Linked DNA regions of Mus musculus: region 1 is linked to region 2. Evidence: chromatin loops called from intact Hi-C (ENCODE). Cell type or tissue: left cerebral cortex. All regions are shown on one strand. Links, peaks and the distances in the headings refer to the core of each region. The heading gives the core; the rest is flanking DNA. Region 1 overlaps Arhgap10 (Rho GTPase activating protein 10). Region 2 overlaps Arhgap10 (Rho GTPase activating protein 10).

Region 1 (2,803 bases), core at 227-2,726, 67 kb after region 2:
CGCGTGCACATGAGCGTGCATGTGTGAGTGCACTTGAGGCATGAGAGTGCATGTGTGAGTGCACTTGAGGCATGCACCTCCCTTATCAAGGAGGAAAGAACTGTGGTAACCTATTATGGGGCATGAAAACCACCAAGTAAGTGCCATTGAGGAACTTTGTAAATAACAAATGCTATCGCCTCTGCCTTTTTGTGCAAGCCTGAGGAGAACACACACACACACAAACACACACACACACACAAGTGACTGCTAAAAAGGCATTATGCGAGTTTACCCACCCAAAAAAGCTCTGTAACTTCTAGGTGCTCTCATGCTACAACACAAACAAACCTGGAGGACATGAAGGTTAAAAGTAACTAACTCTGAATGTTTCCGAAGGCTGTGGTCTCAAAGCACTAAAGCAGACACGAACCCAGGCCAAGGGCTCTTCACACACATTCATTCCTTCAGCAAGCCACAGCTGTCAAATGACACTGGCTCTGAAGGCAAGGAATTCTGATTTCACCAAGAGTCCTCGCTTACCTCGCCTGGTGAACTTAAAATTGCAGCTAGAACCCAGGACAAATGAGGTCAGGAATGGAGAACAGGAATAGACTACCAAATTGGTCAGACCAAATAATTTATATCAAAGTTGTAAGAACAGGTGTACCAATGTAAGACTAAGTTCTTATCAGGTTCTGTCATAAGTGCCTTAGAGACAGTACCTCATCTCATTACCACAACCACCTTTGAATACTCCCCTCATCTGACAGCTGAGGGAAACTGGGGCACAGAGAGGCCAGGATCTTACCCAAGCTCACATTGCAAACATACTGAGCTGGGAGTCAGCAGACAGTGGGGTTCTCAGGCCCACACTCCCAGGTGATTCACATTCCAGCCTGTGCTGACCCAGGACCATCCAATGCATAAAGCAAGCCATTCTACCAAGGGGCTTAGCCAGCTCCACCCTACGCCTGCCTACACCTGCCTACCAGCCTACCAGGCACTGGCTCACATTTTGAGATCAGAAGTAGAGAACTGAGACCAGGCCCCTCTCCTCATCACCCGGCAGGGGCAGGGATCCTGTATCATCCTGCTTTGAGTTAAGGCTTTTAGTACTCAGATCACATGATTTTTAATAGACACTTTTAAACTTCTCCCAGGAAAAACAGATGACTGTTTTTAAACCCTTACTTGGAAGATCACACAGTAACCCTGGAAACCACATACCAGAAGCCACTGCTCTGACAGTTTGCATCGTCATAACTCAGAATGCAACACTGAAGCCCACACAGGGATCCGAGCTGCTTCCTAGAAGAGACTTTAAGACTTATTAAGCATGATTTCCCAAGCCAGGCCTGGGCAGCTGGAATCTTACAACAGGAAGCCTTCCAATAGCCTCCTCACTACACAGAACAGGCCAACCCTAGCCAAAAGCTGTTTGCATGAAGAAATACTTCTCTTCCCAAGTGATGAACATACAGGACAGAGAAAAATTCAACCTTGTAATGAACTCGGGGAAATTATGATGAAACTCCGTTAAGTACTTGGGAGGGGTGGCCTTTTCCACATCTATAATCACCCATGAAAGCAAGGTCACAAGAGCCCACAGCAACACACATGCTCTTTATTCTTAGGTGTGTGGTGCTAGGAACCAAACTCACGGCCTCATCCACAAAGCACAGGCTCTTCTGTGATTATCTGAACTTTTTATGGACTCTTTGGGAGTGTCACATCATGCACGCCTGTCTCACTCATCTCCCCATCCCTCCATATCTACCATCCACCTCTGCACCCACTTCCCTCAAAAGAAAAGAAGAAATAAAAATAAAAACTAAGGGGCTAGAGAGATGGCTCAGCGGTTAAGTGCACTGACTGCTCTTCCAGAGGTCCTCAGTTCAATTCCCAGCAACCACATGATGGCTCATAACCACTGGTAATGGGATCTGATGCCCCCTTCTGGTGTGTTTGAAGACAGCTACAGTGTACTCATATACATAAAATAAATAAATCTTAAAAAAAAAATTAAATAAACAAAGATTAAAAAAAAAAAAAAAAACACCTTGCTGTGGAAGCTGCAGTGGGTCCCAGTACATTTACTCCAAGGTGCACCCTTCTGTCCACACATCGTCACCACAATGAGTCACTGGTCTGGTTCGAGGCCTCTGGCTCCTGCTACACTACCAGTACTGCATCCTCACCAGGACTCCTCTCAGATCTCCTGTTGATGCCCTGTGTCATGGAGGCCCTGCAGCTTTGGATCTGGAAGGCCTCCGCCTTTATCACACTCTAGCAGTTCATAGATGGGTTAGATACTGAACCCACCCCACCAGGGTGAGCTCTCCAGCACTGTCCCAGCTAGCTCACCCAATGCCGCAGCAGGCAAGGGGTATGGCCAGAGCTCCCGTGGCCACATTACCAGGGCCAGCTCTCCCACACTGCCCAGTCCAGGGGTAGGACCAGCTATGCACAGCCCTGCAACATCAAAACGGCACGGCCTAGGAGGCCAGGACCAGGGAGTCAACATGGCCTCTGGTGGTAACATGGGCCATGGACTCAGACATGCCCTCACCCCCGGCCCCCGACAGCAGCAGGACCTCAGCATGGCCTCTGGTGAGTGTTCAGCTCCTCCTCTCTTCAGAGCCCACACGCTGCTCCACTCTCATTCCCCCCCAGCTCTCCACCACATACCTGTTCATCATAGAGTCGTCCACTGCCACGGGGTGGCTGGCAAGCCTTGGGGCGGGTTCAGCCATCTGCAGCTGCAGGGCTCTTCTGTGATATTAATCCCCAGATTCACTCTTTTCAATGTTTTCAACGAACC
Region 2 (2,803 bases), core at 236-2,735:
ATTTAAACTGAAATAGTATCCTTTGTCTCCTGGGGGAAAACAAGCATTAAAAACCAAGAAGGATGTAATCTTCTCCCAGAGCCAGTATGTGTTGTAGTACAGAGGCTGTCTAGAACTCAGGAACGTGGGTGGTGGGTGGAGGTGAAGGTCCTTGTGTCTGAGACCCACAAGGCGGGAGCAGCAGCTTCGAGGAGAGATACAAAAATGACCAACACCAGGCATGCTGCAACAGCCCTACTCTCCTCGTATCAACACCAGGCACGCTGCTGCAACAGCCCTACTCTCCTCGTATCAACACCAGGCACGCTGCTGCAACAGCCCTACTCTCCTCGTATCAACAAGAGGGCAGAATGGCTTACAAGTCTCTGCGCTCTTTAGGGTCTACATGATGAACAAGAGAGCTGTTTTCAAGTGGGCATCTGTACGACTGTGAAGAGTAGAGAGAGCAAAACAGAAATGAAACTGGAAGTGCCGTCTTCAGCGCCTCTTCAAGCTCAGGACTTGCAGTTTACTCATCTCTGAGACTGATGACACTGCCAAAGCCATACCTCACTGTGCACACATCCTGTTTGTGGTTCTCGCTCTGACAGCACTATTCTAGGCAGAATGGATAGAGGACTCTGAACTGTAGCCTTCAGAGGGCATACGGTCACTGAAGGGAGCCATGCAACACTACCTAGGAAGCGTAAGAACAATAAGCCAGAAGAGGAGGCCGTGTGGACAGAGAGCTGGAAGGAGCTCTGATCTGTTATGCATTGTAATGCTAAATACTGGCCCTGGCTGCCCCAGGGACGAGGAGACCCTTATGGCATCCAGGTGCTGCTAGGAAACCTTGCTCCTTTAGCTGCTGGGCAGGAGAGGTGGGTTCCGGGGGTTGGGGGTCTGAGGAGAGGACCACAGGGGAGAGAAGATACTGTGGGATAAGGGATCATGAGAACTGACCAATCAGAGTAAGAGCTGCCCAGCCAGCCATGGCAAATCATATCGCAGGGTTACTGGCAGGGACGTAGTCATAATAAACAGCATAGATTCTGGGTAGTATCTGCCCAGCTCTGGTGCTTTAAAGGTTTATGATAAATATAAAGGTTGAGTGCCTTTTATCTGGGAACCTAGTGATCAAAAGTAGGGTAGAAACCCCGATTGAAATTAATTATTACCATAACACACATGACCTGAGTAGAAGCTATTTGAGCCAGTATCTGAAGGAGACACACATGTGGATCTGAGTTAAGACATAGTAGGCAGGGGTCAGGGTATGCCTCTGTGGTAAAGGGTGCAAGCCCCAGAAAGAAACGGGCTTACTCTGAGCAGGTGTGCAATGCATGGCACAAAGAGTCCTGGGCAGGTGTGCAGTGCATGGCACACAGGGTCCTGAGCAGGTGTGCAAGTGCATGACACATGAGGTCCTGGGCAGGTGTACATTGCATGGCCCTATGGCTTCTGAAGTCACCATCTCCAGGGCTTTCAAAGAGGAATGAGAAGGGGCCACGTGCTGGTGGAAGGAGGTGGAGTGTGGGGGCCGAGGCTGCCTCCTGCATTATACACGAGAAACGTTTAGAACAAGATGTCTAATTAAAGTGATGTGGAGGTGGAAATTAGTTTGAGGCATAAAAATCCTCTCTGAAGTAATTGAAAGTGAGAATGCAGATAATGGAGAAGAGGGGCGAAAACAGCAGTAGACCAAAAAGTCAACAGCTGCCCTTGCCGAACAGACTGGGGGGGGGGGGGGTCATGGGGGGGAGGGGGGGGGTCATGCACTGCAGGGCTTCCTGCAGAGTCTGGGGTGGAGGTGGTGGCATGACCGCTGCAGGGCTTCCTGCAGAGAATGCCACAGGCTGAGGCAACAGCCTGGAGCATCAGGTAGAGCCACGCATGGCTTCCTACAGTGACTGCAGCAAGGACAGGGCAGAGCCCCACACCTCAAGCACTGTAGTGAGGCATAATCAATACAAAAGCTATCTTCTCTTTATAAACTATGAAATATCATCCAAACATCAAAGGTATAATAAACACAAAAGGAAATATCACTTGTAGATGTCAAACAACAACGTGTGCCCTCGTGGAGTCTGTCAGAAAAGCATACAAGCTTGATTTCCTACTATTATCCTCTGGGTGCTATGTCAACAAATACATACACTGTAGAACATTATGCCCAGGTTCGTTTGTGTTTAAGAACAAGCAAACGGACAGAAAGCAGTTTTATGCTTTTGTTGGGAAGTCATAATCCTATATGGCACATCACATTATTGCTAATAAAACTTCGGTTCTAGGCTAAAGAGGTGGCTGAGTGTTTAAGGTATAAGACACTCAGTATTGACTATTGAGGTATTGAGGTCTTCAGTAGCTGAAGGGAAATGGAGAGTGTATATATGATCATATGATCATACTTCATGTTTGTGTGGTGTGTGAGTGTGTGTGTGTTCTCAACGATAAAGAACTATTTCTTCAGAAAAAAGAAGTGCATGCTGATCTTATGTAAGTCGTGCTCCCAGCACTCCTGGCCAGGCGGGTCACACCAACAGGAACTCCAGCTCCAGAGGATTCACCACTCTTCTGGCCTCTGTGGGCACTGGCAGTCATGTGTACACATGTACACATACACTGGCATTCATATGTACAGATTCCCCCATATATACATATATATATATGTAATTTTTAAAAAGTAAAAGAGATCTTTTAAAAGCCTATTATAAATAACTGTTATTAGTCAAGCCTAGGAAAGGGAGGAAAAAAGTCAAAAAAATTTAGAAAAACCTGGGGAAGCTGAGATAAGATATAAATTCCTTTCTGCTTGCATACTGAG

What was found. Peaks named below come from ENCODE experiments on the same cell type or tissue, not always from the same donor. Only the 100,000 strongest peaks of a DNase experiment are listed, where the experiment ranks them.
Region 1: it touches region 2 in a loop (2.4-fold over the local background); 5 of 42 quality-filtered maps call a loop at or near these places.

What each region holds. Positions count from the first base shown.
Region 1 is chr8:77,489,291-77,492,093 of GRCm38, forward strand. The region is part of intron 1 of Arhgap10 (Rho GTPase activating protein 10); the gene reads right to left. Among named protein-coding and RNA genes, the nearest start is that of 0610038B21Rik, 26 kb to the right of the region's middle. In left cerebral cortex, for the core only: no CTCF peak of the experiment used is centred there; DNase peaks (open chromatin) are centred at 1,255 and 2,215; H3K27ac peaks cover 1,379 bases.
Region 2 is chr8:77,422,539-77,425,341 of GRCm38, forward strand. All of the region lies in intron 5 of Arhgap10 (Rho GTPase activating protein 10), which reads right to left. Among named protein-coding and RNA genes, the nearest start is that of 0610038B21Rik, 93 kb to the right of the region's middle. In left cerebral cortex, for the core only: no CTCF peak of the experiment used is centred there; a DNase peak (open chromatin) is centred at 1,518.